Linked DNA regions of Mus musculus: region 1 is linked to region 2. A link is a loop called in an ENCODE intact Hi-C map of the cell type or tissue named here. Cell type or tissue: gastrocnemius. All regions are shown on one strand. Links, peaks and the distances in the headings refer to the core of each region. The heading gives the core; the rest is flanking DNA. Region 1 holds the start of Ppp1r15a (protein phosphatase 1, regulatory subunit 15A). Region 2 overlaps Dhdh (dihydrodiol dehydrogenase (dimeric)).

Region 1 (15,322 bases), core at 2,362-10,361, 55 kb after region 2:
AAGCCCAGAGTGTGTGAGTTTTTATCTCCTAGGTGGAAGAGGGTTCTTAGAGAGTCAACGTGGGCTAGGATAACTCACCAAAAAAACAGGGAGCTGGGACTGTGGATTTTTTTTTTTAAAGATTTATTTTTCTATTTTTTTTTATTATATGTAAGTACACTATAGCTGTCTTCAGACACTCCAGAAGAGGGAGTCAGATCTCATTATGGATGGTTGTGAGCCACCATGTGGTTGCTGGGATTTGAACTCCAGACCTTCAGAAGAGCAGTGGGGTGCTCTTACCCACTGAGCCATCTCACCAGCCCACTGTGGAATTTTTTTAGAGGATGGGTTAAAGTACTTAAAGAATAATCAGGGGGGGGCTAGAAAGTTTGGCTCAGTGGTTAAGAGCACTGGCTGCTCTTCCAGAGGTCCTGAGTTCAGATCCCAGCAACCACATGGTGGCTCACAACCACAGCAATGGAATCTGATGCCCTCTTCTGGTGTGTTTGAGGACAGTGATGGTGTGCTCACATACATAAAATAAAATCTTTATTAAAAAAAAAAAAAGAAGAAGAAGAATCACAAACATGATTGTCACTCTGTCCACCACCCTCCTGGAGCAGATCCAATGTCTTGGGCACGAAATTCACCATCTTCGATAATGGGGTGAACCCTGAGCGGAGTTACTGGGTTCCAGACAGTGCCCGGATCAGAGAGGAGCTGGGAGTCGTCTGTTATGTAAGTCCTCGGGCAGGGGCAGAATAGGGGTGCCAGTAGATAGGAAAGCACAGGGTCAGACCAACTGCAATGCAAACTATCTTGCCAGGAGACCAATGTCTTGGGATTCAGGGGGCCTCGGAAAATGACTGTGATCCTTCCAGGAATGGACAGCCGGAAGCAGAGGATGAAAGTCCAGCCACAAAATGTGAGGTTTTGTTTTTGTTTGTTTTTGGGTTTTTTTGAGTTTGAGTTTTTAAAGTTTGAATTCTCAACGCTAAGAGAGAACTCCATCATAGATCTCAGGTGGGACAACGGCTATCAGGTCATGTGTGAATCTTGAATGGCTTTGCCAGAGTTCCATCCCAGAAACTTCCTGAGACTCAAAACTTCTGAGGCTAGGGCTGGAGAGATGGCTCAGTGATTAGCAAAGCATGTATTACTCCCTAGTTGGAGAGGAAAGGCCGACCTCTTAAATTGGAGACTAGTCCCATCTAAATTACGAGTTCCAGGCCAGCCAGGGTTATACAGTGAGACCTTGTCTTAAAATAAATAAATAAATAAATCTATCTCAGGACTCGGGGAGGAGGTAGGAGTGGGGGCAGAGGGCAGGCAGATCTCTGTCTACAGAGTAAGTTCCAGGACACAGAGCTACACAGAAAAAATTCTGTCTCAAGAAACAAAAAGTAGGGGCTGAAGAGATGGCTCAGCCGTTAAGAGCACTGACTGCTCTTCTGAAGGTTGAGTTCAAATCCCAGCAACCACATGATGGCTCACAACCATCTGTAATGAGATCTGACACCCTCTACTGGTGTCTAAAGACATCTATAGTGTACTTATATATAATAAATAAATAAATCTTTAAAGAAAAAAAAAAGAAACAAAAAGTAAACCTGGCAATCTAGAGAAACTGATTCTCAAACAAACAAAACAAATAACATATATGCACATGGACTAAAAATCGGGCTTCTGGTGGGCTAACAAACGATGCCCCCTACTGTATCTTCAAGGATCAGGATTCCATATTGAGTCGCGTACAGAAGGGCGCTGGACACGGGCTGCTTCTACTGCAGAACAAGGCCCCATCGTGGAGCGACGAAAGCGGCGCATACGTACTCAATTTTCACGGTCGCGTCACGCGGGCTTCAGTCAAGAACTTCCAGATAGTGCACCCGGATGAACGTGAGCTGCTAGCAACCCGAAGAAAGATGGGGGATGGGGGCGGAAGGGGGCACTCAAGTACAACTAAGCAGGGTGGCTGCCTCACGGTCGCACGGCCTCTTGGGAAATGTAGTTTATTGAGTTCCTTGCGTTCCCTAGCTTGGTAAGGGTACCGCGAGTGCGGTGTAACAAAAAAGAATTTTAACTAGTTCCTGGTTTGCTCCTCAGCCGACCACCTGGTGCTCCAGTTTGGCCGTGTGGCCCCAAACATATTCACGATGGATTTCCGATATCCTCTTTGCCCGCTCCAAGCCTTCGCCATCTGCTTATCCAGTTTCGATGGGAAACTGGCGTGTGAGTAACTGAATAAAATACCATCCCTCACCAACTCTGTTCTGTGCGTTTGGAGAAAGCTTCACGGCATGCCTCCTCCTTTCTTTTTTAGTTTTTTGATACTCAGTCTGGTCTCCAACAACTATGTAGCTGAGGCTTGCCTTGAACATCCGCTCCTCCTGCTTCCACCCCTGAAGTACTGGGATGACAAAGCACGCGCACCTTTGTGCCTGGCCTTGTCTTTTAACAATAAATCTTTTGACTATTCTTTTTTTAGTTAGTGTACAAAATAATGGGCTTCGTTATAACATAGATGTCGTCGTTGCACCTTGTGTATATATGCCACCCTTCCTTGTCCCTTCAATTTTTTTGAGACAGCCACACTATGTTATGCTTGTCTTGGAACCCAAGCCAGTCTCCTGCCTCAGCTTCCCAGTGCGGAGATTACTTGTGGCACCTTACATAAGGAAGTCCCTTACACAGGACTGTGTTTTAAGAGGGTCTCACTAGATCAAGTTGGTCTTAAACTAAAGTTTGGACACCATTTTTAGCCTCCCCGGAAGCTACCAATAAAGAACACACGTAAGAGTTTATCACTACAAATTAAAAGGCTTTATTTCTTATTCAAATAAATAAATAAATAAATAATAGGAAACTACTCAGGCTTAGCCCCGCCTCCCTCCCAAGTACAGGCTGGGCGAAGGGGTTTCACTGGGAAGGGGAGAGGGTGTGGTCACATCTTGGGTCAAGGGAGTGGCCTCAGAGGAAGAGCGAGGCTCGGACTGTGGAAGAGATGGGTTTCTAAGGCGTGCCCATGCTCTGGCCCTGGAATCAGGGGTAAGGTAGGGACCCAGCTTCTCCTCTGCCTGGGCAATGCGTCGAGCAAAGCGGCTTCGATCTCGTGCAAACTGCTCCCAGGGACCTCGACGGGCAGCTTGGGCTGGTCCTGCCCAGACAGCAAGGAAATGGACTGTGACTTTCTCAGCGAAGTGTACCTGGGGACGGGGACAATAAATAAAAAAGTCTGTCACGCAAAAATGTTTGGTATTTGAATAGTCACCTGCCTGCCCCTCTGATTCACTCTAAGACACAGATGTCCAGGCCACAACTACCACTCTCCCTGCCTCTTACAGGAGATTGCAAGAGAGTGAACACAGCCTTCCCAGCAGAGTTCATATGCAAGAAGTCGCAACCCATGGCTTCCCTGGAGTCTCCGCCTCCAACACACTTCCTTAGGGATTTTCAGGTCCCAGACTCTTCCTCCTCCCGACTCAGAATCTAGGCCCTTTGAATAAATTATATATTAAAGAAAAAAAAAAGGCAGTGTGGAATTCTATTGTAATCCCAGCCCTAGGACTATAAATTCCTGAGCCACAAAGTAAGCGGCTTTAGAATCTAGTCTAACACTCACCTTCCGAGCTTTTAGAGGAATCTCGGGGTCCTGATCCCGGGTGGGGGCTTTGAACAATCTGAGCCGCCTCTGCAGTCGAAGGGGCAGCTTAGGTGCAGCCCAAGGTGATTCTGGCTTCTCTCCGGGTAAATAGAAGGCCACCTGGAAGAGAGGGGGCTCTTCCCCACGTCCCTTGGTCTTCTCTCCTGGTAGACAACGCTGGGGCTGAAGGCAGGGACTCTGGCTTGAGTCAGCTGTTTCTGAGTCACCTGGGGCCACATTCTCACTGTCCTCTTCCTCTTCTGTGTCATCTTCTGTGTCCTCTCCTGGGCGATACACCCAGGCCTTCAGGAAGGGACTTGTATGTGGGGTGGCACCGGTCTGAGCTGTGTCTTCCTCAGCTGAATCCAAATCGCTGTTTTCTTCCTCTGTGTCCTCTCCTGGGCGATACACCCAGGCCTTCAGGAAGGCACTTGTATGGGGGGTGGCACCGGTCTGAGCTGTGTCTTCCTCAGCTGAATCCAAATCGCTGTTTTCTTCCTCTGTGTCCTCTCCTGGGCGATACACCCAGGCCTTCAGGAAGGCACTTGTATGGGGGGTGGCACCGGTCTGAGCTGTGTCTTCCTCAGCTGAATCCGAATCGCTGTCTTCTTCCTCTGTGTCCTCTCCTGGGCGATACACCCAGGCCTTCAGGAAGGCACTTGTATGGGGGGTGGCACCGGTCTGAGCTGTGTCTTCCTCAGCTGAATCCGAATCGCTGTTGTCTTCTTCCTCTGTGTCCTCTCCTGGGCGATACACCCAGGCCTTCAGGAAGGCATTTCCAGTACAGACAAAAGTTGTCTCAGGTCCTCCTTCCTCAGCCTCAGCATTCCGACAAGGGTGACCCTGCCCTGCCCTGTGTGCCTCTACCTTGGCTTCTCCCTCCTGCTTAGGCTTCTCTCTAGAGTAGTACTCCCAGGCTCTGGAGTGGGAGCCTGAAGAAGGAGAGTTGGAGGGGTCAGCCTTGTTTTCTGTTCCTTTTTCTTCCGTGGCTTGATGTTCTGCCTCCCCCAAGAAAGGCACAGGGGTGCTGGGTTTGTATCCCGGAGCTATGGAAGCAGCAGAAGCTTGGTAAGTCTTCACTGTTTCTCCATCCTCTTCATTCTCAGCTGGACCACCCTCCAGCTGTGATGTGGGATAAGCGGGCTCAGCCACTCCCTCTTCTCTAGCCACCACCTCCCCAAGCCTCTTATCAGCCCCTTGCAGGCCAGCGGGCTGTAGTGTGGCCTTGCCAGCTGTGCGTTCCATTTCCTTCTCTCTAAGGTCATCTTGTCCTGGCTTTGCATTGTACTCATCAACATTTGAAAGTCCCCAAGTTTCAGGAGGGGAACTTTCAGCTTCCACAAGGCAGAGCCTCTGGGCTGCTTGACTCTGTTCAGGAGATCCACTTTCTTCAGTCTCCCCATGAGGGAGGAGGTTACCAGAGACAGGGGTAGGTGTCAGCAGAGCCGCAGCTTCTATCTGATCTGCTCCTGTTACTGTTTTTGCCAGCCATGCCTCTGGGACTTCTGGGCCCCTCAGGCGGCTCCAGGCCCGACTGAGCAAGCCCATCAGTGGGGACAGGAGATAGAAGTTGTGGGCGTCCCTCCAGTGCAGGACATGCTGGGGTCTTGGGCTCGGGGCCATGTGTCTGGGCTAGAAAGGGGGGAAATTTGTTTAGAAGTCGCTCTGGGAAACAGTCTCGGGTCACAGCACTGAGTCATGGTAACAAATAGTCACAGCAGCAACACGTGAATGCCTGCCTCGAATTCCAAATAACATTGCTCACACCCAACTCTGCCACTTGGTTAATCTCTCTCAACACCCAAGCTCTACATCCTTAGAACCAAGAGCCCACACTCTTAAACCCTTCCCTTAGCCCCAGTCACAGTTCCTGGCCAGCCCTTCTCAGACCTGTAAGAGTCTGGCTTTTTAGTGACCTTTCGTTCCTCAAGCTTGTGTTCATGCCCCTAAAACCTCCCTCTGCCTACCCCTCGGACCCTGGTTATTCCTCCTGGGGTCCTTCCCTTTATTTGGCGCTATACAGATATTGCCGGTCGAGCCTCCCGGCCCCTTTCCCTTTAAACGAAGAGTGTAGACGTGGGCTCTCCTCTCTCAGACCAAATAAGCCATCTGGGCTTCTGTGCCTTTTCCCCAAACCTGGAATCGCCCTCCAGCTTGCCCCCTCAGATTCCACAACTCTCTCCAGTCTCCTCGCCAGAGAGTCCTCCCTCAAAGGCCGCCCCATCCCCCACTCACCGGCGGGCTGCACGTCACCCCGGGGGCTGAAGCGCCGGTTCTGGTTGCCAAAAGCGATCGTGGGTCCGGACTGCTCGCGAAGCCAGCGGGTTCATGTCGCCCTCAGGCGTGGGGCTCGGGGACGCAATGTTTCACAGGCTGTAGCAAAGGCTGTCCCGGCCGGCAAAGGGATGCGGGGTCGCGCGGGATATCGCATGTAATCTTCCACAAACTCAGAGCTGACTCAATCTGCGCCAACATCGTCCACGCGGCTTTTATACCCTGACGCGGCGCTGTGCTGACGTCACCGGAGAGGCGGGGTCTCGGAAGTCCCTGGGAAAGGTGGAAAGAGGAAAACAACACTGAACTTCTCGCGGAGACTCCGCGCTCTGTGAGGTCACCGCAGCTTCTCAGGCGTGCCCTAGGCTCAATCGAGAGAGCCGTCGATCTCACGTAATTTCCGAGCAAGTACGCGAACCTTATCTGGCAGTCACGTACCGTGCCATTTCCCTTTCCTTTTATTTTCTTTATTTGAGAGGCTGGGACTGGTTTCCATCTCTGTAATCCTCCTGCTACTGTCTCCAGAGTGCTAGGATTAAGGGCGTACACCAAGACTTCCGACCTTTTTTCTCCAAGCAAGAGTGACTTTTTTTTTTTTTTTTTTTTTTTTTTGGAGAGTGGGGGGGGTTCGAAACAGGATTTTTCTGAGTATCCGTGGCTGATCAGGCTGGTAGATCAGGCTGGCTTCAAACTCAATGATCCACCAGCCTCTACCTTCTAAATGTTGGGATTAAAGGTCCCAGCCACCACTCCCCTGTTAGCAATGGATTTTTATTAGAAGACAAAACACCCAATGTTTTTAAATTTTATTTATGTATTTTTTTTAAATGTAGGAGTGGTCTGTCTGCTTGTTTACCTACGTGCTAGAACAGGTCATAAGATCCCATTACAGATGGTTGTGAGCCACCTTGTGGTTACTGAGAATTGAACACAGGACCTCTGGAAGAGCAGCCAGTGTTCTTAACCACTGAGCCATCTCTCCAGCCTTTGTTTGTTTTTCCAAGACTAGTTTCTGGTTGTCCTGGAACACAACTTTGTAGACTAGGCTAGCCTAGAGCTCACTGAGATCCGATTGCCTCGGCCTCCTGATTCCCGGATTAAAGGCTGGTGAGATGGCTCAGAGAACAGTGACAGCCAGGCGTGGCGCACGCCTTTGATCCCAGCACTCAGGAGGCAGAGGCAGGTGGATTTCTGAGTTCGAGGCCAGCCTGATCTACAAAGTGAGTTCCAGGACAGCCAGGGCTATACAGAAAAACCCAGTCTCGAAAAAACAAAACAAAAACAAAAAACCAACACCCCCCCCACCCCCCGCCAGAACAGTGGCTGCTATCTCACACCTCACAGGCAAAAAAAAAAAAAAAAAAGACAAAAACCAAGATTTTCTTTTAATCTTTTTTTTTTTTTTTTTTTTTTTTTTTTTAAATTTTTTTATTTATTTTCTGTACATGAGTACACAGTAGCTGTCTTCAGACACACCAGAAGAGGGCATCAGATCCCATTACAGATGGTTGTGAGCCACCATGTGGTTGCTGGGAATTGAACTCAGGCCCTCTGGAAGAGCAGTGAGTGTTCTTAACCGCTGAGCCATCTCTCCAGCCCCCTTCTTTTAATCTTTATGTGAGTGTTTTCTCTCTCTCTCTCTCTCCCTCTCCCCCTCTCCTCTGTGTGTATATTATATATCATGTCTGTATGGTGTACAAGGAGGTCGGAAGATGGCATCTGATCTTGTAGAACTGGAGTTAAGATGTTTGTGAAGCTCCACATGGAGCAATCTGGGGACTAAATTTGGGTCCTCTGCAAAGAATAGCAAGCACTTAAGCCCTGACCCATCTTTCTGGTCCTTTAGTTGTTTTTGGTGGATCTGTCTGTTTTTTGTCTTGTTTTCAGACAGGGATTTTCAGTATAGCCCTGGCTGCCCTGAAACTCACTCTGTAGGCTAGGCTGGTCTGGAACTCACAGAAATCTACCTGCTGCTTCCTTCTGAGTGCTGAGATTAAAGGCATGTACCACCATGCCTGCCCAGTCTGTCTGTTTTGAACAGGGTCTTACAGTATGTCCACACTGTCCTGGGACTCACAGGGTAAGAATCTTGGGCAATTCTCTTCCTGTGTACAGAGGAGCATCAACCTCTTCTGAGGTCTGCCCTCATGGACCCTCCTTCTTCTATGTCTATTTTTTTTTTTTTTTTTTTTTTTTAGTGCACGTTTCTGTTTTCTTTTTTTTTGTTTTTGTTTTTGTTTTTTGTTTTTTGTTTTTTGTTTTTTGTTTTTGTCTTTGGACAGGGACCTGTGTTGTATTCCAGAAGTGCCTGGAACTTACTATGCAATCTGGGCTGAACTGAACCCGTGTAGGCCAGCTGCCCCGAACACTCAGCAGTCCTACCCAGTGTGGAGGTTACAAGAGAGTGACCTCAACACAGTGTGGAGAACCCTGCTAAACAGACTCTCTGTCTTCACAGGCAGGCATCTGCATTTTTTGAATTTGTACAAAGGTTCTGCTTTTATAATTTGAATTTCTGATTGTCCTGCATTCTCATGGGAGTGGGGGACCTCTGTTCAAATCCCAGATATAGATCCAGAGACCCAATTCCAGCCTTTTCCTCCTGGTGTGTGTGTTTGTGGAGAAGGGGGGAGGGGAGGGGAAGGAAGGAAAGGGAGGGAAGGGAAGGGAAGGGAAGGGAAGGGAAGGGAAGGGAAAAGAAAAGAAAGGAAAGGAAAGGAAGGAAAGGAAAGGAAAGGAAGGAAAGGAGAGGAAGGAAAGGGAGGAGAAGAGAAGAGAAGAGAAGAGAAGAGAAAAGTGTGTGTGTGTAGCCTGTGTGTTGTGTTTCTTTCTGGGGATGGATCCCAGGGCCTCACACCTCACACACACTGGGCAGTGCGCTCCTGGAGTTACTCTCTGAGCTCCTCATTTAGTGCTTTCTTCCTCAAAATGCACTGAGGCTCCACACCTCTCTTATAATGGGTTATCAGTCTGATCTGAGGGAAACATTTCAAACTGGCCACTTAACTCTGCCCTTGCCAGAACCCAACACTTCTAAGGCTGCCTCATCCTCCAGGACCGGTGCTGACCACTGCTGCCCCACTTGGTCAAGGCCATACTTGTGGACCGTGAGTCCTTACTTCTAACTCGTATCTTCCCAGGCTCCCACCAGCTAAGCTCTCTCCTAGCCTTCCCAGGTTTTGGGAATTGGAGATGCCATTTTTTTCTTGGGGGGGGGGGGGTTGGTTTTTTCAAGACAGGGTTTCTCTGTGTAGTCCTGGCTGTCATGGAACTCTCACTCTGTAGACCAGGCTGGCCTAGAACTCAAGGAGATGCCATTCTTTGAAAGACCTAGGACACCTCTCTCGAAGGTACCAGGAGCTCAGAACCCCAGTAACAACAAACCCATTCTGCCCTGGGGTTGCAGCCCCTCTCCAAACATAGAGGAGTCCCAGCCACAGCTTAGGGGAGCCCAATCCCTCGCTTAGCTGTGGGGGCAGCTGAGCCAGGGGTCAAGTTGTAGTGGGGAGGCCAGAAGAGGCGGGGATAGCCAGGATTGGGAGGGGAGCCGGCAGCGTGGGCGGCTGCCAGAGAGAGGGAGAGCCCAGCAGAGAGGAAAGAGAAACTGGGAGAGGGAGGAAGAGAAAAAGTGAGGAAGAGAACTTGAAAAGGAAAGGAAACAGATGTGTCTGGTCAGGGAGACAGAGGAAGAGACTAGAGTGTGGAAAGCGGAAGTAGAAGAGTGGAATGAAGTGGGGAGGGGGCAGGGGAAGTGATTAGACAGCAGCAGCAAGGTAGGGAGAGGGACTGGGAGAGGTGACATAGGCAGGGGTGGAGGAGAGGGGTAGAGAGAGAGAGAGGGAGAGAGACAGAGAGACACAGGGGGGAGACAGAGAGACACCGAGAGAGACAGGGGTGGGGGGGGAGAGGGAGAGAGACAGAGACACAGAGAGAGACAGACACAGAGATAGACAGAGATGCAGGGGAGAGACAGAGAGAGGGAGAGAAAGAACTCACAAGTGAGACAGAGAAGAAAGCAGATATCAGGTGAAGAGGGAGACCATTCTGAGAGGCACAAAAAGAGGTGGTGACAGATCCTGTCACCAGGACACCAGAACTGGGTAAGTCCCTGGCTGGGCGGGGAGGGACTTGCCTGGATGCCCATTCCTGGTGTATTGGGGAGATGGTTTGGGGGTTCATGAGGGAAGTCCAGGACAGGTAGCTCAGGCGCCCTGATGGAGGCAGGGATTGGAATTCTTATGCATAGAGGGGGTCACATTCCTGGCCAGTATTCAGTGGGCAAGAATAAAGGAGTCCCTATTCTATGGCCTGGCTGCAGACAGCTGCCCCCCCCCCCCCCCGCAGCTGCCAAGCCGCCCACCTCTCTTGGCATTGCTCTTGGTATGTGATCCCTGGCCATGGCCTCCCCCAGCCCCTCAGTCCCCAAACAACCGTTTCTTTCTCCCCAGCCTCCTCTGACCTTCCAGCCCTGACCCAACTCTGTCCTCAGCCTCCATCAGTGGAGAGACACAGCCCCCTTTTCTTTTTCCCCCAAGTTCTCCATGGAGCAGGGCCGACCCCGGAGCAGCCTCAGCCTGGCCAGCAGTGCTTCCACCGTCTCCTCTCTGAGTAGCCTGAGCACCAAGGTCCTTCCATGCTTCTGGGGGGATGGGGAGAGGGGGGCTCTGGGCTGTCCTGTCCCATTACCTAGCTGTGAGTTCTGTGCCATCTCTGAGGCACAGAGAGTCCTCACTGAGGACTGCAGTGGTGGAGGACCAGGGTCCTTACTGGTTGGGTTTGCTAGACTGGTCCCAAGTTGAGCATCAGCTGCAGCCGGGAATTTGGAGAGATTCCCAGCTCTGTCCCCACCCCTCTCAGTCTTCCTAATTCTAAGCCAGAAGAACAAATAAACCCAGACTGAGAAGAGATGATTATTCTTGACTGGACTAGGGGACTTCCTTTTCAGTCTATAACCATGGAACCCACCCACTTATAACCAGATGTGGTGGTTCACAACGGTAATCCAATATGGGCAGGAACATCCAAAGTTCAAGGCTATCTTTGGCTACATATCAAGTTAGAGGCTAGGTAAGACCCTGTCTCAAGCAAGACAACAAGAACCCAAGCCGGAGCTAGCTGTGGCTTTAATCTCAGTGCAGAGGCAGGCCAACCTTGGAGGGTTTGAGAATAGCCTTGTCTACTTAGTAAGTTCCAGGACAGCTAGAGCTGCATAGACCCTGTCTTGAAAAACAAAAGCAAACAAGCAAACAAACAAAAGACAAAAACCAGGCTGCAGATAGCGACATCATTCACATTCCAACATTCAAGAAATAGAGCAGGAAAAGGATCAGATAGTCAAGGCTAGCTTTGCCTACGTAGTGATTTGGGGATAACCTGGGCTATATAAACATCACCCAGGACAAAATTTGCCTTACTCCCTTAAGTTCAGAGACTGAACAGATTTGTTTCCAGCCTACTCCCAAGGAGGGGTGGTCCAAGACCGCTTGTTCAGGGGGTGTGTCCATAGGTGACCCCCCCCCCCCCGGAAGTGAAGGATGAGAAATCCCTCTCTCCCCACCCCGCAGCATCAAAGGCATCCTTCTACCATGGCTTCCTTCTAGAAATGTCCTCTGTGGGGAGCCTCCTGGTGTGGATTGCAGAGGTTCTCTGGCAGGTCTGCCTGTGGGAGCAGAGAGCCTGTTCTTGCCAGGGGCACTGCTCCAGGCTCTAAAGAAGCCCATGCTGTACTTGAATGATGTAGCCCAAAATGACCTAAAACAGGGTCTCAAAACCATGTATCCCCGACTGTCCCTCTGTAGAACTCAGAGGCCTGCCTCTGCATTCCAAGGGCTGGGTTGAAAGGCTTATGCCACCACTCAACAGCTTTCAACCTCTAATTCTGCCTCTAACCTCCAGAATGATAGGATTACCAGAGTAGAGTCAACCCTTGGTTTAGGCAGAGCTAGGACTTGAACACACGCTTCAAGTGTGTTAAGGAAGCAATCCCTTGTTACTTTGTTTGCTTGCTTGTTTTGAGACAGGGTCTCAGACAGCACTGACTGTCCTGGCACTCACTGTGTCGCTAGGATGACCTTGAGACCCTGATTCTCCTGTATCTCCCAAGCGCTGGTTTTACAGGCGTGTGCTGCCCTCCTCAGCCTCCTTGCCTGCCTTCTGAGAGAAATCCCTTTGGGAGCCAGTCCCAGGAAAAGCCCTCATTCATTTCTGTTCCTACTGCACCCCAGAAGCCTACCCGTGCAGTACACAAGGTCCATGCCTTTGGAAAAAGGAACAATGCACTTCGACGAGACCCCAACTTGCCGGTGCACATCCGTGGCTGGCTGCACAAACAGGTAAGGTGTGGGAAGGGCTGTGGCCCCTGGGGGTTGTGTCCTGTTACTGAGTTTCCTTTCAGATCCCCAATGGAGACATTCAGCCCCACCCCCACCCCCACCCCCACCCCCACCTATTACTTTTTCCTCCCTACCTGAGCAGTTCATTCCCTGTAGTTTGAAAGGTTCATAGTCTGGCCTCAGGACATAGGTTGCAATATATTAGTCAGGGTTCTCTAGAGTCACAGAACTTATGGGTAGTCTCTATGTAGTAAGGGAATTTGTTGATGACTTACAGTCTGTAGTCCAACTCCCAACAATGGTCAGCAGCAGTTGTTAATGGAAGTCCAAGGATCTAGCAGTCGCTCCGTTCCACAAAGCAAGCAGGCAAAGAAAAGCAGATCTTCTTTCTTCCAACGTCCTTATGTACGACTCCATCGAAAGGTGTGGCCCAGATCAAAGGTGTAGCAAAAGCCTAAACTCATTAAGGTTACATGCAGATCATGGTGGCACACGCCTTTAATTCCAGCACTCGGGAAGCAGAGACAGGCAGATTTCTGTGAGATAAGCATGAGCTACAATAAAAGTTCCAGGACGGGGCTGGTGAGATGGCTCAGTGGGTAAGAGCACCCAACTGCTCTTCCGAAGGTCCAGAGTTCAAATCCCAGCAACCACATGGTGGCTCACAACCATCCATAACAAGATCTGACTCCCTCTTCTGGAGTGTCTGAAGACAGCTACAGTGTACTTACATATAATAAATAAATCTTTAAAAAAAAAAAGTTCCAGGACAGCCAGGGCAACATAGAGAGACCCTGTCTCAAAATACTAAACCAAATCAAGAGAAAACAAGATAGCTGGGCATGGTGGCGCACACCTATAATCCCAGCACTTGGGTGGCAGAGGCAGGCAGATTTCTGAGTTTGAGGCCAGCCTGGTCTGCAAAGTGAGTTCCAGGACAGCCAGGGCTATACAGAGAAACCCTGTCTCGAAAAAACAAAGAAAGAAAGAAAGAAAGAAAGAAAGAAAGAAAGAAAGAAAGAAAGAAAAAACAAGATGACAATCAGAGTGGGGCAGAAATTGTGTGATGGATGGGTAAATAAATAAAGGGAGGGACCTACAATCTCAGTGCTAAGGAGGTAGAGGCATGAGGTTCTTCAAGGCTAGCAAATTCAAAGCCAGCCTGGGCTACTTGAGACCTTGTAGCAAAACAAATAAAACCCACAGCACTTTAAAAAGGCTGTTGGAGGTCTGTGGAGAAGCAACATATGAGAGGCACCTCCTACACCTCAGGCTTTGAACTTTTGCTCCAAGGCCCTGTTTATGAAACCTCTGTGGTGTATCACCACAACCAAACCTTCCAAGAAACTTCTCAGACCCCAATGGGCAGAGATGGGAGGTCTTGAGGCTTCTAGAGAAGCCATGATGCTCTCAGAGGCATCGTTTAAAAGTGGCCACACTCAAGCAGGATGATGGTCCAGCACTAAGGAGACAGAGGAAGGTGAATCTCTGGTTTGAGGCCAGCCTGGTCTACAGAGTGAGTTCCAGACTAGCCAGGACTACAAAGGGAAACCCTGACTCCAAGGGGAGAAAAAGTAGCCAGATGTGCTATCACCTGCACCGGCCACAGCATTGAGCTTTCAGCCATCCATGAGTCCACCACATCAACAGACTATTGGCCACCCCAGTCACAACACCCTTTTTGGGTCTCTGCGTCGATCTTTCTTTCCCTTTCTTTCCTTTGTCCCCCTCTGCCTGTGCCTGCCTCTTTCTGGGTCTATGTTCCCCATCTTTCTTTCCTGCTCCCTTCTTTCTGGGTCTCTGCCCCCCCAATCTCTCTTTCCTCAGGTTTCTCTGGGCCTTTGACCTTCTGTTTCTTTCTCTTTCTCTCCACCCTTCCCCCAGTCTCTATCCCTCTGTCCCCCTGGTTCACTTGCTCCATCTGGTTTCTTCTGTACCCTCTATTCAGCCTCTTTCTCGTTTCTCTCCCTAGGACAGCTCAGGCCTCCGGCTGTGGAAGCGCCGTTGGTTCGTCCTTTCAGGCCATTGCCTCTTCTACTATAAGGGTCAGTGTCCTGGCTGGGACTTCTCCACCAATTTCTCACTGGGGCTTCTGGTTACCAGGACCCCTTCCTGACCTCTGACCTAACTCCTATCTGCAGATAGCAGAGAAGAGAGTGTCCTGGGCAGTGTATTATTACCCAGCTACAGTGTCAGGCCAGATGGGCCCGGAGCCCCTCGTGGCCGGCGATTCACCTTCACAGTGAGTCTGTTTGTGGATGCTAGTTAGGTGGTAGGTGGGAACTTGATGTTACTACTCACTGGGGCTTCCACATTTGGAGATAAGAAATGTTACCATGCTTCCTTTGAGTTCTGGTCCCAACCTCTGTCCCTTGCAGGCAGAGCACCCGGGCATGAGGACCTATGTCCTTGCAGCTGACACATTAGAGGACCTGAGAGGTTGGCTTCGAGCACTGGGGAGGGCCTCTCGTGCGGAGGGGGAAGATTGGTGAGTGCAAGCTGGGCATGTGCCTTAAGCGCCTCCCTTTGTAGGGCAGCCATTTAAATATGCAATTACTATCTATCTCCTAAGGAGATCCTACCCTCAAAGACCCCTCCCCCCAAGGAACTGCCTCCAATAGCAAAAAGGGGTTCTCTTAACCACTGAACCACCTCTCCAGCCCTCAAAGGGGTTCTCTTTTAAGATCTGCCTACCTTCTTGTCCAGCCAAGACTCCCGACTGATCTTTCAGTATCCCACAGACTTGCTTAACTCCACCCAAGGAGATGGAAACTCTCTGGATTATTTCCTGGCTAGTGCTTTCTAAACAAAGTCAGCTTTGAGGCCATGCCGTGTTGTTAAAAAAAAGATTTGTTTCTTTTTATTTTATGTAAATGAGTGTTTACTAGCATGCATATATGTGTGCCACATATGTGCCTGGTGCTCTCAGAGGCTGGAAGAGGGGGCCGGGTTCCCTGGGATTGTAATTACAGTTGTTAGTGGCCTTGAGGGTACTAGGGATTAAGCCAGATCTTAACCCAGTGGTGTGTGGACTTGCCCTCGGGACTTCCCCTATACCACTAGACAGGCAGTCTGTGATTTTGTGTTTGGT
Region 2 (15,322 bases), core at 485-8,484:
TGATAGAGTGAAGCAAGAAGATTGCTAAAGAGTTCGAGGCAAACCTGGATAAAATAGTTTGAGTCCAAGCTGCACCATTAAGTAAGAATCTATCTCAAAACACAAAAACAGGCTGTACGTGGTGGCTACAACATCTTTAATTTCAGCCTTGGGAACTACAAGCAAGCAGATGCCTGTGAAATTGAGACATCCTAGAAGCAGTCCTTCTAGGCTCCGCCCCATAGTTACCTGGCAACAGTCAGGTATGCCTAGCCTACTATATAAGGACTGTTTGCCCCCTCCTCGCTCTCCTGCTCACTTACTTACTTGTCTTATTCTCTTACTTCCTGCCCCTTCTCTCCCTGCCCTGTTTCTCCTTCTCTCCTCTTCCCCGCCTTCCAGGTGTTCCTGGAGGGCCTCTTCTCTCTCCACTACTTCTCCTCCCCTCCTTTCTCTCTCTCTCCTCCTTTCCCAACTCTACTTCCCATGTCCTAAATAAACTCTATTCCATACTACATCATCTGGTGCTACATACTACATGGCCGGTACTTCAGGAGGAAGGGATTTCTCAGTGATGGGCCCTCTGAGGTACCCTTCTCACCTCACCATACCTCACTCATACCTTACAAAACACAAGTCTACATAGCAAGTGACAGGTCAATTAAGTTAGATACTGAGATCCTTAATCAAAACAAGAAACCGGGAGGAAGATGGGAGTTGCAAAGAGACCCTGGTATGGTGGCCCATACCTGTAACCCCAGAACATGGAAACCTATGAAGAATTGCTGTGAATCTGAAGCCAGCCTAGGATGCCAAGCAAAAGGAAGAGGAGGAGGAGGAAGGAGAAGAGGAGGAAGAAGAAAAAAGAGTCAGATGGTGGTTGTGTATGCTTTTAATCCCAGCCCTCAGAACGCAGGAAGGTAGATCTCTGAGTTCGAGGTCAGCCTGGACTACAAAGCCAGTTCCAGGACAGCCATGGCTACTTAGAGAAACCCTGGTTTGGAAAAAAAAAAAAAAAGAAGAGAAAGAAAAAAAAGAGAAGAAGGAGGAAGAGGAGGAATAATGTGAAGTAGCAGCAGGCCAGGACAGACACTCTGGAGTTTTCTAGCAGGAATTTATCAGTCTTCTGAGGGTGTCTGAGACCTGAGACCCAGGGGAAGTTTTGAGCAGGGGAAGGGTAGAGTTATCTGGGTGTCAGAAAGTCTCTTGGCTTGAGTCCTCTGTTGAAAAAGCTCTGAAAGCACCCAGAGTTTTTGTTTGTTATTTGAAACAGCTTCTGTGTAGCCCTGGCTGTCCTGAAACTCAGTCTGTAGACCAAACTGGCCTCGAACATAGAGAACTGCCTGCCTCTTCTTCTGTGTGGGGATTGAAGGTGTGCACCACCACGGGCAGCTCTCCTTTTTCTTTTCTTTTCCCTTCTTTTCTTTTCTTTTCTTTTCTTTTCTTTTCTTTTCTGTTTTGGTGGGTTTTTTGAGACAGGGTTTCTCTGTATAGCCCTGGCTATCCTGGAACTCACTTTGTAGACCAGGCTGGCCTCGAACTCCGAAATCCGCCTGCCTCTGCCTCCCCAGTGCTGGGATTAAAGGCGTGTGCCACCACACCCGGCTTTCTTTTCTCTTCTTTTCTTTTCTTTTCTTTTCTCTTTTTTTAACCACTGGGTTTTATTATGCTTCACAGCACTGTAATTAATTTTGTGTGCAGTGTTTTCGTTCATTGCTGGTGGCTCTCACCTACCTTGGTTTCCCAAGAAGACTGTATTCATTTGTTCTCAATTCCCTAGAAACTAGCACACTGCTTGACACATGGTGATCTCCAAATGTATCCTTTAATGCCTGGCTGATGTACTAGAGACAGTGGCTGCCTTTGAAACTCAAGTCTTCTCAGAAGTCAGATATGTCCCTGGGCCTTGAGAGGTGTTTCACATGAAAATCAATCAATCAACATAGCTGGGCATTGCGGTGCATGGTTTGAAACCTAGCACACAGGAGGGAGATGCAGGACCATCTCTCTGAGTTCAAGGACAGCCAGAGCAGGAACGTCACACCAGCAGGGCCTAGCCACATCACATCCATAGTCAACAGCAAAGTGTGGTGAATGAATGTATCCAGGTCAATGCTGAGTTTACTTTCTCCACTCCTACATAGTCCAGAAGTCCCTGCCTAGGGAATGGAGTCACCCACAGTGGGCTGAGACTTGGCGCTTCAATCAACAAAGATAATTCCCACAAACAAGCCAACCTAATCTAGACTTTCTTCCCTTCATACCCTTTTCCTAGCCAGGTGTGGTGGTGCACACCTTTAGTTCCAGCACTCGGGAGGCAGAGGCAGGCAGATCTCTGTGAGTTGAAGGCCAAACCAGTCTCCATTGTGAGTTCTAGGATAGCCAGGCTGTTACACAGAGAAGTCTGGTCTCTAAAACCTGCCCTTCCCCCAAAGGATACTCTTCCTAGGTGATTCTAGGCTTTATCTAATTAACAACGATAAAAATCACAGCACAGGGGGCTAGTGAGATGGCTCAGTGGGTAAGAGCACCCGACTGTTCTTCCGAAGGTCCAGAGTTCAAATCCCAGCAACCACATGGTGGCTCACAACCATCCGTAACGAGATCTAACTCCCTCTTCTGGGGTGTCTGAAGACAGCTACAGTGTACTTACATATAATAAATAAATAAATCTTTAAAAAAAAAAAATCACAGCACAAAAGAGGCCCTAGTTTTTATGCATGTATTATTGCAATCCAGCCTGGCTCTCAAACGTGTGACCTGTACTTTACCAAGTAAGCCTTCTCCCTATCCTTGTCTTCTCTGTGGTGTGTGTACACGTGTAGTGACAATTGTGGAATTTTGGCTGCGTTAAAAAACACAAGCCGGGGGCTGGTGAGATGGCTCAGTGGGTAAGAGCACCCGACTGCTCTTCCGAAGGTCCAGAGTTCAAATCCCAGCAACCAAATGGTGGCTCACAACCATCTGTAACATGATCTGACTCCCTTTTCTGGTGTGTCTGAAGACAGCAACAGTGTACTTACATATAATAATAAATAAATCTTAAAAAAAAAAAAAACACAAGCCGGGTGTGGTGGCACACGCCTTTAATCCCAGCACTGGGGGGGGTGGGGTGGGGGGGGGAGCAGAGGCAGGCGTATCTCTGAGTTCGAGGCCAGCCTGGTCTACAGAGTGAGTTTCAGGACAGCCAGGTCTACACAGGTCTCGTAAAACCAAAAAGCAAACAAACAAACAAACAAAACAAAAAACAAAAAAACCCACAGAAATATTTCAAGAATATGTTTTCATTTTAATCTCAAGGATGGGGTATGAGGCTCCTTTAGATCGTGTGGGGATTTTTAAGAGGGTCTATAAATGCTTGAGGCCTGAGAGGTAGGGTGGGTTGTTGATTGCTGATGGTCACAGCTTATTAAGTAGTCGTGCACAAAAAAAGGAACAAGAAGAAATTAGATATCCTGACATCGCAGATCAAATTTGAGTCTCTGATTCTCTGGTCTCCACCTCCCAAGTGCTAGCACACACCTTTATGCATAGTTTATAAAGTTCTGAGGACTGGGCCCAGGGCTCAGTTGTGTGCTAGGCAGGAACTCTACCAACTGACCTTCATCTCAGCCCCAAGTTTCCCATTTTCATGCCTTGACTGAGCTAGCATTGAGCCTCATGAGGAAGATATGACATCCAAAGTATAGTTGTCATCAGGACAATGGTTATTCGCCACCATAATAGAAGTTAAAAGGCAAAACACTGAATTGGAAGGTGTGGTTTTAGTTAAAGGTCTGTTTTATTTTTAGTTAATACATATGTACACGAGTGCAGTGCCCACCAAAACCAGAAGAGGGTGCCAGATTCTCTCCAACTGAAGTTAGCTCTGTAAGCCAGACTGATGTTCTCTTTAGAACAACCAGTGCTCTTAACTGCCGAGATGTCTTTCCAGCCCAAAGTTCTGTATTTTTGTTAAAGCTGAAACTATCCCATTGAAGCACTTCCAAGCAGGATGTAGTACACTTAGTATCTCTGTTTCCTGATAAGGAGACATCAGCCAGTTGAGAGGACATTGAAGAATGTAGTTTAGGCTCTGTGACCCACACACTTGCTCTGCTGTGGGCACTCACACAGGCTGTGAACTCCAGCACTCACATCCACAATTTGTTTGTTTTTTGAGACACGAGACAGGGTTTCTCTGTGCGGCCCTGGCTGTCCAGGGACTTCCTCTGTAGACCAGGCTGGCGCAGACCTCCACCTGCCTCTGGGATTAAAGTTGTGTGATACCATATCACCCAACATCACACCCAGACTTAATCAGTCCCAAGCAAGGGAAGCAAGCTCAAGGAAAGAGCAAGCATGATGGAGCTACCCTGGCAATATTAGTCACCAGGTATTCCAGATTTCTTCAAGGCCACTTTGGGTCTCTCATAGTAGGGTAACAGGTCGGTGGAAAATCACCCTGCCTCTGACCTGTCCCCGAACCAAGGACTTGGAAATCTTTACCCCATGACTCAGGGTTAATGGCCAAGCAATAATCCTGGCTAATCTGTACATCACCACTAGTGCACTGTGCATGCTCTGAAGACCCTACCCAAGCCTGCCCCTCTGCCCAGCCCAGGGCTGTCTCTGTTCTGGTCAGAGGTAGCTGCCGTTGTGGGTTTCTCCCCAAGAATCCTGTGTGAGGAGGAGTGTTGCATGGTATGACTGAGGTTCCCCTTGGCTCCCCATCACCCAGGTACCCTTGCACCAGGAAGCTCTTTCATTCATTCTTTCCAAAGAAGCAGCCTGGTGAGGCTGAGGCTGGACAGACAGGGTTAGGGGTTAACAGAGAAAACAAAGGCAAGATGACTTTCAGGAGCCCAGATGTCAGGGGCTGTGTGGGAACAAGAAGCAACTTTGGAACTCATGGAAAATGGCCCAGTGGTTAGCGTAATCACCGCAGGTGTGCCTGGGAGAGGCAGGGTCCCAAGGACTCCATGCTCTGAGGACTTGACTCTCTTATGGAGTTTCTCTCTGCTTGTTGCCCTTGAGGTCACCACTTTGCCCATAATCTACGGGTTGTATGGAAACTCTAAGGGGGTTTCCAGTCCCTCACTGGGCAGTGTCTGTAACTGTTAGGACTTTCTAGGCCAGCCAGCTCCCAAATAATGACAAAGAGACCATTTATTAATTATAAAAGCTTTACAGGCCTTAGCTTACTGGTTCCCAACTAGCTCTTATAACATAAACTAACACTTTTATATTAATCTATGTTCTGGGCTGGAGAGATGGCTCAGTGGTTAGGAGCACTGACTGTTCTTCCAGAGGTTCTGAGTTCAAATCCCAGCAACCACATGGTGGCTCACAACCATCTGTAATGGGATCTGATGCCCTCTTCTGGTGTGTCTGAAGACAGCTACAGTGTACTCACATACATAAAATAAATGAATCTTTAAAAAAAAAAAATCTATGTTCTGTAACGTGGCTTGTTATTTCTCCTCTGGCTTCTTCTGTGTCTCACTGGCAAATCTCCTGCCTCAGATTCTTTCCCCGAGTTCTTAACTCTCCCCAGAAACCTTGCCTTTCTTCTCCTGTCTCAGCTATAGGCCATTCAGTTCTTTTTTTCTTTTCTTTTTTTTCCCAAGACAGGGTTTCTCTGTGTAACCCTGGCTGTCCTGGAACTCACTGTGTAGACCAGGCTGGCCTCAAACTCAGAAATCCGCCTGCCTCTGCCTCCCGAGTGCTGGGATTAAAGACAAGAGCCACCACGCTCAGTTCTTTATTAAATCAGGCAGTGTTGAAGGAAGTGTTTACAAAACACTACAACAGGTGATGATTAACAATACCAAAATCTGGCCTGCCTACTCAGAAACCAGCATTTGAATAATACAGAGACAATCTTTGCACAGCGCAAGCGCACATAAAGATCACCTCAGCAAGTATCATTGGTTCTTACAATAATAATGATTGATCTCTTTTGAGCATTGCTGTTGGAGCAGATTAAGGATTCGGCCTCTGGGCTGGTGAGATGGCTCAGCGGGTAAGAGCACCCGACTGCTCTTCCGAAGGTCCAGAGTTCAAATCCCAGCAACCACATGGTGGCTCACAACCACCTTTAACAAGATCTGACTCCCTCTTCTGGTGTGTCTGAAGACAGCTACAGTGTACTTACATATAATAATAAATAAATTAAAAAAAAAAAAAAAAAAAAAAAGGATTCGGCCTCAGAAAGAATTTAGAGATGTAGTTAGTATAGTTAGGTTAAGATGTTTTTGTTAGCCGGGTGGTGAGTTCCAGGACAGCCAGGGCTATACAGAGAAACCCTGTCTTGAAAAAAAAAAAAAAAAAAAAAAAGATTTTTTTTTTTTTGTTAATGTAGAAAATCTTGGGGAACAATTTAAATTTAGAAGAGCACACTTTTGATAGTTGACCCTAGGCCTGCAAGCTTCTAGCCTCCGCACAATCTTATCTAGGTCTACACTGTTTCAGCCTCTGAGACTTACTCTGAATAAGCTTTTTCTTTCTGAACTCAGTTGTTCTGGCTCAAACTCCTTTCTAAGCTGACTGATCCAGTCTGGCTTCTCTCAGCCTCTAACTGGGTTGTTCTGCTTGGCCTCAAACTAACTCTGGCAATGTGTTCTTATCTTCTGGCTCCTTCTCACTCCCTGGCTTGTTCTGTCTTCCCCTGAGTCTAGCTTGTTCTCTGTTCAACCTGTCTCTGTAGCAGTAGCCTGCCTCCTCCTCCTTCCTATCGCCCTGCCTTGCTCTCTTAAAGCAGTCTCTCTCTCTCTCCTCTCTGCTCTCATGGGAGCTGGGCACATCCTAGTCTGTCAAATCTGATTTGTTGCTTGCCACTCAATTAGACATCACTTTCAAACATGGGTGCTTCCTTTTACAAACTAACTTTACCTCCATTGTTTTGAATTAAAGGTGTATATGCCAAGGGCTGAACCACACCGCAACCAGAAACAGGTTTTTGTTTATGTACCCGAGGATTTAAAGTAGAAAGGACTGTTTTTTTTATATAAAAGTTTAGATTTGTGATTCTTTAAGTTTTTTATGATTACATTTAGTTCCTGAATCTATTGCCTGCCTGTGGATCCCATTCCCCTAACTGGGCTGTTTCATCTGGCTTCAGTGGGAGAGGATGCACTTAGTCCTGCAGTGACTCCATATGCTGTGTGTGTGTGTGTGTGTGTGTGTGTGAGTGTGTTTGTGTGTGTGTGTGTGAGTGTGTGTGTGTGTGTGTGTGTGTGGTACCCAGGGGAGCTTCCCCCTTCTCAGAGGAAGAGAGGGAATGGGGGGGGAGCTGAGCTGTGTGAAGGGAGGACTGGGAGGAGATAGGTGGGGCTGATACTGGGGTGTAAAGTGAATAATTTTAAAAATTACTTTTCAGGACAAATAACAAAATGATTGTTCCTTTCTTCATAATCACAAATTGCAGCTTGCCAGTCAAAGAACTGGCTGAGAAAAAAATACCTTTTTTACCCACAGTTTGTTAGTCTATAACAAGTTGCTTAGACAGGAATGTATGTGGATTCATGTTAATAATCTGTTTTCTGCATGTAATATATAAATTGCTTAATTGTGTAAGGGTGCTGGGGGCCTGCTGGGCTTTGTAGTTGTTGTTTTTACTTGAACTCATTGTACTTCATTTATTCATCCACTTAAAGATAGAATGTAACCACATTGTAATTTTTATACTTCTTCAAAGAGTTTGCTGGGGGATATGGGGGAAAAATAAAGTTGTTGGAGCCTAGCTTCATCCATCAAGTGTGTGTGTGTGTGTGTGCGTGTGCGTGTGCGTGTGCGTGTGTTTCCCCCTAAAGTAAAGAGAGAACCTGTTTGTCCTAGAAAGAAGCTTTGGTGTCTGTAGACTCCCCTGACTCCACACCCTGACTCATCAAAGCTGGCTCCCAACACCCAGAAAGGGAGAGAACACGTGCTGATTTGCAGCAGCAGCAGCAGCAACAACAACAACAACAACAACAACTCCAAAGCAATGAGAGTCAGGTTACAGAGGTCCAAGCAGGAGGGAAGGTTGCTTGCCACACACATCTGTCGCAGGAGCTGTATCAGCGTTTATCCTGGGGGAAGGTGACTCCAATGGCCTTCCTCGCCTCCTCAAGGATCTCAGCCAAGAGCTCACTCTCTGCCAGAGGAACTACAGGACTCTCCTTAAGACCTGGGAAGAGTGACCACAGGAAGACTTGTCTAAAACGCACGCATCAGACAGCAAGAGGACTATTAATTCCCAGAAGTCTTTGCGGCATGGGCAGGGTAGTTTGAGAAGGTGGCTATCTCTCTGAATCCTGGGAGATGTAGTTCTAAATAGCTACTTGCGTTTCAGGGCAGGCTAGAACACAACAGTCCCCTCAGATGTAGCCCCAGTGCAGCCCTCCGCCCCTCCTCACCTTTACGCAGGCACTCACGCACGTGGTTGGCTTCATAGAGCATGCATGACCCATTTACAAAATTGTAGTCCTTCCCAAGGACAGGCGGAGGGAACTCCTTCCTCTCTCCATTCACCACCAGCTCTGTTGGGGCCCACAATTTTTGAATCTAAAGGAAGATAATAAGTGACTACTCGGCCCTTATCAACATGGCTCAAGGACTTTACTCCCAACAACCGGCTGGCTGAGCGGTACCCAGGACCCAGCTCTGGCACCTTCGAGTGAAGTATTTACTCCCCACCCTCAATTTTGTGAGGCTCGGTCCCGCCTTCAACCTAGAGTGGGGCTGAAGAGTTTGTTCCTTAGCAATGGGCCTGTCATACTAAGACCTGTCTGTTATCTCCCCAGGATCAAAGGACCTCAGACCCGAAGACCAGGAACTACTTCTGCAGTGTAATGAAGGCTTACTACCACATTGTCCTGGGTGTTAGCACTACAGGCTGGTATTGTCAATCTTGGCTCCTATACTTTTTTTTTTTAAATTTTGAGACAAGGTCTCATGTAGTCCAGGCTGGACCCTGACTCTCTGTGAAGCTGAGGTTGCTCTTAGACTGCTGATTCTGCCTGAGATTCATTACAAGTGTGTGTTCTCATACCTGGTTCCATATAACATCTTTCTTCTTATCTGGTAGAAGACCTGGAAGTTAAACTAGCCCTCTGCCTACTTGTAGGACAGGATGGAAACACAGAGATGACAGCTGGGACATGAGGACAGGATGGTTAAAGTCCCTCAAAATGCAGGGAAAGGGTCAAATCATTCTATAGTTTAACTTGTTATATAGATGATTTCTTTCATTACATTTTAAAAAAAAGATTTATTTACTTATTTCATGTATGTGAATACATTGTAGCTGTCTTCAGACACACCAGAAGAGGCAGCAGATCTTATTATAGATAGCTGTGAGCCACCATGTGGTTGCTGGGAATTGAACTCAGGACCTTAGGAAGAATAGTCAGTGCTCTTAACCACTGAGCCATCTCTCCAGCCCCCTCATTAAAAGGTTTTTATTGAGGTGTTAGGGATCACTATCAGGACACACTAAAAAAGAGCTCTACACTGAGCCATGCTTGTAGCCACTCCCTCGAGGGTTCTAAGCCTGGGCCAGATCATTGCCCTGTGTCTCCTGATTCCTCTTTGTCTTTCTATTTTTGAGGGTCTGGTTGAGTAGTTCAGACTGCCCTTGAAATCCCTCTGGAGCCCAGGATGGCCTAGGACTTGTCATTCCCCTTCACCTCTAGGCCCAGCAGGACTTCCTTTCTTTGGCAGCTACATTTCAAGTGCAGGGTACCATATATGCTATCAAAGTCTTCCATTGAGCCACACCTTCAGACCAAAATCAGGATTTATTTCTAACTCTGGCATTCCAGAAATCCAGGAAAAGCTGACCTCTGGTGAGACACACATAGTGTCTGGAAACATCTAGAAAGCTAGATCACACATACAACTGGAATGTTCTAGGCCTGGCTGGAAACAACTGGAAAGATCACACACACAGCTAGAGTGTTCTAGGCTTGGCTGGCATAAGGTTTGGAACCTCAGCTGTTCACAAAATCAGATGTTTGTACACGTGGCCTCCAGCAGGTGGAGCGATTCAAGAGCTGTGAATTTCTGAGTCAGGGACGGGACAGCTTTATAGTTTGTCTTTGCTATGTTGTGGGGTTTCCTTTCTTCCACCCTTCTCCACCCCTTTTCTTCCATTCTTTCAAGCCCCTAACACTAGATAGGAGAGGGGGAAAGGATGGAGGGGGAAGGGAGTATGATACGCTAGACGAGTTTCTGCTGATTAGAGGCATCAAGGTCCCTGAAGCAAGATTGATCTACACCGTCAGGGTAGCTGATGTCTTCTTGCTTCTTCCTTGCCCATCACTACTTAACAAGCCAAAATCATCGCAACGCACCAACAATCCACCCCAGCTGGCTCTTGGCCTAAGCATTTATAGACCCTCTGAAAAGTCCCCAGAACCCCAAATGTCACAAAATCACAGAAACTATCTACAGCTGGCAAAATCACATCCCTGCCAGAACATGAGGCAGTTCATAGTCAGCTGCTGTGGACAGTCTGCAGCAGCCCCACACGCCACACCGGGATTAAAACAAAAGCACATTCCTCCCCCCTCACCTCTCTTTCTCTCTCTCTCTCTCTCTCTCTCTCTCTCTCTCTCTCTCTCTCTCTGTGTGTGTGTGTGTGTGTGTGTGTTTAAAAAAAAAAAAGAGGGGGCTGGAGAGATGGCTCAATGGGTAAGAGCACTGACTGCTCTTCTGAAGGTCCAGAGTTCAAATCCCAGCAACCACATGGTGGCTCACAACCATCCATAATGAAATCTGATGCCCTCTTCTGGAGTGTTTGAAGACAGCTACAGTGTACCTACATATAATAAATAAATCTTTAAAAAAGAAAGAAAGAAAGAAAGAAAGAAAGAAAGAAAGAAAGAAAGAAAGAAAGAAAGAAAGAAAGAAAAGAAAAGAAACGAAACCAGGGCTGGAGAGGCAGTTCAGTGGTTGAGAGCACTGACTGCTCTTCCAGAGGTCCTGAGTTCAAATTCCCAGCAACCACATGGTGGCTCACAACCATCTGTAAATGAGATCTGATGCCCTCTTCTGGTGTATCTGAAGACAGCTACAGTGTACTCATATACATAAAATAAATCTTTTTTTTTTTTTTTAAAGATTTATTTATTTATTATATGTAAGTACATTGTAGCTGTCTTCAGACACTCCAGAAGAGGGCGCCAGACCTCGGTACGGATGGTTGTGAGCCACCATGTGGTTGCTGGGATTTGAACTCTGGACCTTCGGAAGAGCAGTCGGGTGCTCTTACCCACTGAGCCATCTCACCAGCCCCATAAAATAAATCTTAAAAACAAACAAACAAAACCAAAATTCTCCCTACACTGCTTCCTCACTGCCATGGTGTGAACAGTTGTATGAAAAGCTTCCATTGTTACAGACCAAACTGGTTCACGCTCCATGCCTTCCCTGCCACACAGACAGGTCCGGAACTCCGAGCTATATAGACCTTCCCTTCGGTTGGGTATTTGGTGGCAGGAATAGCGGAAGTAGCACCTACAGCTAGAAAGAACCTGAGGCTGGAGAGTACCTGGATGGCAGAGCATATGTTTAGCACTCAGAAAGACTAGGCTTCCATTCCTAGACCCAAAACCCATACATCAGAAGAACGGTTTTGTCCTAAGACCTGAGGATATGGGACTGTGGCTTCCAAGACCCAACCCCCATCTCCTGGCTTGGTTGTTAATGAGAGTGAGTGTCTCAGAAGCGTGGTAAAGAAGAGGTTATTGCAGCTCTAGGCACACCCTCTGATGGCGGCTGCACAGGGTCCCCAGCGCTCCGGCTTGTGATGTCTCACCTGGGCCATGCCCTTGGTACCACTCACATACGCTGTGTTGGGGAGGTTGGAGGAGATGCTGCAGGTGAAGCTGCCATGAACCCCTCCTGGATACTGAAGTAGCACGCTGACAGTGTCATCCACACCTGGAAAGAAGGCACAAGTCAGAGGGGTTGAGACCTGGGTCAGACTGCACAGTCCTCCAACACCGGCCCGGACACATGGCCTGCGTGACACATGGCCTGCGTGCTGCTGTTTCTTTTTTGTTGGTGTTGCTGGGTTCTATTTGTTGGAGACAGAATCTCCAGGAGCGCACATCCCAAGCTTCCTGTGTGTTAGACAATTATCTCCCGATCCTCTTCTCTCATTTCCCCAGGCCTGGGATTACAGGCAGACACCACCATGCTTGGCTGAATAGTGTTGGCTTTTAAGTTTCTAATTTATTGTTAGTGTGTATATGTGTATGTTGTACATGCAGAGGGACATGTGTCACAGCACATGTGTAGAAGTCAAAAAACTCCAAAAAATTCTCTTTTTCCCTCTTTTCCTGAATTCTGGGGGCCAGACTCTGATTATGGGGCTTCGGTGGTAGATTCCTTTGACCCGCTGAGCCATCTCACCTGGCCTGCTCTGAACAGGGCCTCACTGTGTAGCCCATACTGGCTCTGAACTCCTGGTATCTTCCCTACCTCAGTCTCCCAAAGGCTGGGGTAACTCCTGAGCCACAATGCCCTGAACTAATTATGTACTTCAAAGGAGTAATTGTATGGTATCTGAATTCTCTCTCAGGGCTGAAGAGATGGCTCAGCGCCTAAGAGCCTTTGCTGTTCTTGCAGAATATGTGGGTTCAATTCCCAGCACCCACATTGGGCAGCTCACAACTGTCTGTAACTCCAATTTCAGGGGCTCTAATTCCTCTTCTGATCTGAACATAGGATATATTCACACACACACACACACACAGAGACACACACAGACACACACACACACACACACACACACATAAATGAAAACAAAATAAATCTTAAAAGAAACAAAACAATTAACTGGCAGGGTGGTGGTGCACTCCTTTAGTCCCAGGACTCAGGAGGCAGAGGCAGGAGGATATTTGGGTTCAAGACCAGCCTGGTCTATAGAGTAAGTTCCAGGACAGCCAGGGTTAACACACAGAGAAACCCTGTCTCAAACACTGCCCCCCCCCCCAAGAGAAACCCACCCAATTCACAGTGCCAAGTATGGTGACACAGACCTTTGATTCCAGTCCTCAGGAGGCAGAGGTAGGCAAATCTCTGTGAGTTAGAGGCTAGTAAGTTTTGTTTATAAACTAGTTAATTAACAAACCAACAAAGAGTGCTAAAAAGAATCAGGTTAGGTCTCTTTCATGGTGTGTTCAGGTCTCAGGTTCTATTTACTGTTTCAAAAGAAAGGAGGAGGCTGAAGAGATGGCTCAGGAGTTAGGAGAACTGGCTGCTCTCACAGAGGACCCGGGTTAAGTTCCCAGTACCCACTGGCAGCTCACAATGGTCTGCAAGTCTAGTTTCAAGAGATCTCGTGGGGCTGGTGAGATGGCTCAGTGGGTAAGAGCACCCGACTGCTCTTCCAAAGGTCAGGAGTTCAAATCCCAGCAACCACATGGTGGCTCACAACCATCCGTAACAAGATCTGACTCCCTCTTCTGGAGTGTCTGAAGACAGCTACAGTGTACTTACATATAATAAATAGATAAATCTTTAAAAAAAAAAAAAAAAAAGAGATCTGGTGACCTCTGCTGAAAGGCAGCTGGCATAAAAGCAAAACAGCCATACACAAAAAATAAAGTTGTTTGGTTTTTTCTTTTGTTTTGTTTTGTTTTGTTTTGTTTTTTGGTTTTTCGAGACAGGGTTTCTCTTTATAGCCCTGGCTGTCCTGGAACTCACTCTGTAGACCAGGCTGGCCTCGAACTCAGAAATCCGCCTACCTCTGCCTCTCAAATGCTGAGATTAAAGATGTGTGCCACCACTGCCCAGCTTGTTTTGTTTTTCAAAACAAGGTTTCTTTCTGTATAGCCCTGGTTGTCGTGGAACTCATTTTGTAGATCAGGTTGGCCTTGAATTCATATAGCTCTGCCTGCCTCTGCCAGCACTGGGATTAAAGGTATTCATCATCACCTCCAGGAATCAATTGTTTCTATTTCTTAACTGCTTCACATTTGCCTTAACAGGTATTTTAATTCCTCATTAACTCCCACAGCAACCCCATTAACATTTAACCAGTCAGGTAATTAAGAATCAGCAGTCCAAGCCGGGCGTGGTGGTGCACGCCTTTAATCCCAGCACCGGGAGGCAGAGGCAGGCGGATTTCTGAGTTCGAGGCCAGCCTGGTCTACAGAGTGAGTTCCAGGACAGCCAGAGCTATACAGAGAAACCCTGTCTCGAAAAAACAAAACAAAACAAAACAGGATCAGCTGTCCAGTCTCAGATCACATGAGAGCCCAGTGGAGAGGTGACCTGTGTGAAAGGGTAAAGGCACACAGGATAGGTTTGAAAGGATTCTGAGACGTTGGGCCCCGCCCACATTGCCCGGGATGGTCTTTGAACTGCATTTCCCAGAATGCCATGGGGTAGCTACTTGCTTAAACCATGTGCATACGTGCCACTGGCGATTCTGGGAATGGTAGTTCTTTATGTGTCTAGGCAAGGGAATCCCTCTAGGAAGACCTTTCAGCTGTCTAACTTTTTTTGGGGGGGGGGGGGCGGGGAGTGGGGGGGGGGCGCGACACGAGATTGGAGAGAGAACGCCATTCAGCCGAGACTACGAAGTACCTGTTTCATGGATCCTCCCAACAGCTGAAATCTTCTCTGGCTTCTGTGCACCAAAGATCATGGATAAGAACTGGACACAGTAGATGCCTAGGTCCAGCAGACCACCTCCGGCTTGGTTCCAGTCTGTGGCCCGGGGTATATGACTTAAATCAAATCCGAATTCTGCCCGGGCCACTCGTAGGTCTCCGATAGTTCCTTGAACTAAAACTTCCCTCAGAGCCTCCATGGCAGGAAAAAATCGGCTCCAAATGGCCTGCAGACCAGAGACGTGAGCCCAAGGAAATGGAGGCATCAGTACTGAGGTAATCAGCTGCACCTCCCTTAGCATCCTAGTCTTGAGGGATATCCACTGCTCCCCATACCCCAAACACATAGTTCTTTCCATAGTAAGAACCCCCAATACAAGGTCCTTCTTGACCTTCCCCACTGGGCCATCACCCCAGGTTTCATGTACCAACTGTCTCTGTCCCATACACACTTTTTTAAAAAGACAGAATATTATGCAGCCCAGGCTGTCTTCAAACACTTGTGTAGCAGAAGTGAGTCTCAACGGAGAAGATGCCTAGATTAGATAGCCCTGTGGGTATGTCTTGGGGGAGGAGGTGCCTTGATTTTAATTGCTGGAGGAGGGCCCAGCACACTGTAGGCAGCACTATTCCTTGGGCAGGTGGACCTGAACCCAGAGCCTTGAAACAACTCTAGCCCTTTAAAAACTACACTGGTGGATATAGCAGTGCATGCCTTTACCCACTGCACTCAGGAGACATACTGGGGACAGAAT

The links. Hi-C counts contacts between places; a loop is a spot of excess contacts. Peaks named below come from ENCODE experiments on the same cell type or tissue, not always from the same donor. Only the 100,000 strongest peaks of a DNase experiment are listed, where the experiment ranks them.
Region 1: it touches region 2 in a loop (7-fold over the local background); 16 of 42 quality-filtered maps call a loop at or near these places.

The regions. Positions count from the first base shown.
Region 1 is chr7:45,520,135-45,535,456 of GRCm38, forward strand. It overlaps Ppp1r15a (protein phosphatase 1, regulatory subunit 15A), which reads right to left and starts at 6,134. Exons shown (of 3, transcript NM_008654.2): 1 at 5,861-6,134; 2 at 3,605-5,257; 3 at 2,783-3,188. The coding sequence starts at 5,248. The coding sequence ends at 2,859. Plekha4 (pleckstrin homology domain containing, family A (phosphoinositide binding specific) member 4) reads left to right here and starts at 9,465. Exons shown (of 20, transcript NM_001381849.1): 1 at 9,465-9,999; 2 at 10,435-10,524; 3 at 12,124-12,231; 4 at 14,204-14,276; 5 at 14,373-14,473; 6 at 14,610-14,719. The coding sequence starts at 10,441. Tulp2 (tubby-like protein 2) reads left to right here. Exons shown (of 13, transcript NM_008807.3): 10 at 606-720; 11 at 809-907; 12 at 1,710-1,881; 13 at 2,089-2,253. The coding sequence ends at 2,222. In gastrocnemius, for the core only: a CTCF peak has its summit at 6,801 (motif pointing left); DNase peaks (open chromatin) are centred at 5,197, 5,890 and 6,128; H3K4me3 peaks cover 5,604 bases; H3K27ac peaks cover 6,643 bases.
Region 2 is chr7:45,467,248-45,482,569 of GRCm38, forward strand. Dhdh (dihydrodiol dehydrogenase (dimeric)) reads right to left here. Exons shown (of 7, transcript NM_027903.4): 4 at 14,542-14,794; 5 at 11,762-11,886; 6 at 8,358-8,505; 7 at 6,316-8,128. The coding sequence ends at 8,019. It also overlaps a transcript of Tulp2 not described here. Among named protein-coding and RNA genes, the nearest start is that of Bax, 8.0 kb to the left of the region's middle. In gastrocnemius, for the core only: a CTCF peak has its summit at 3,809 (motif pointing right); a DNase peak (open chromatin) is centred at 3,814; H3K4me3 peaks cover 997 bases; H3K27ac peaks cover 1,971 bases.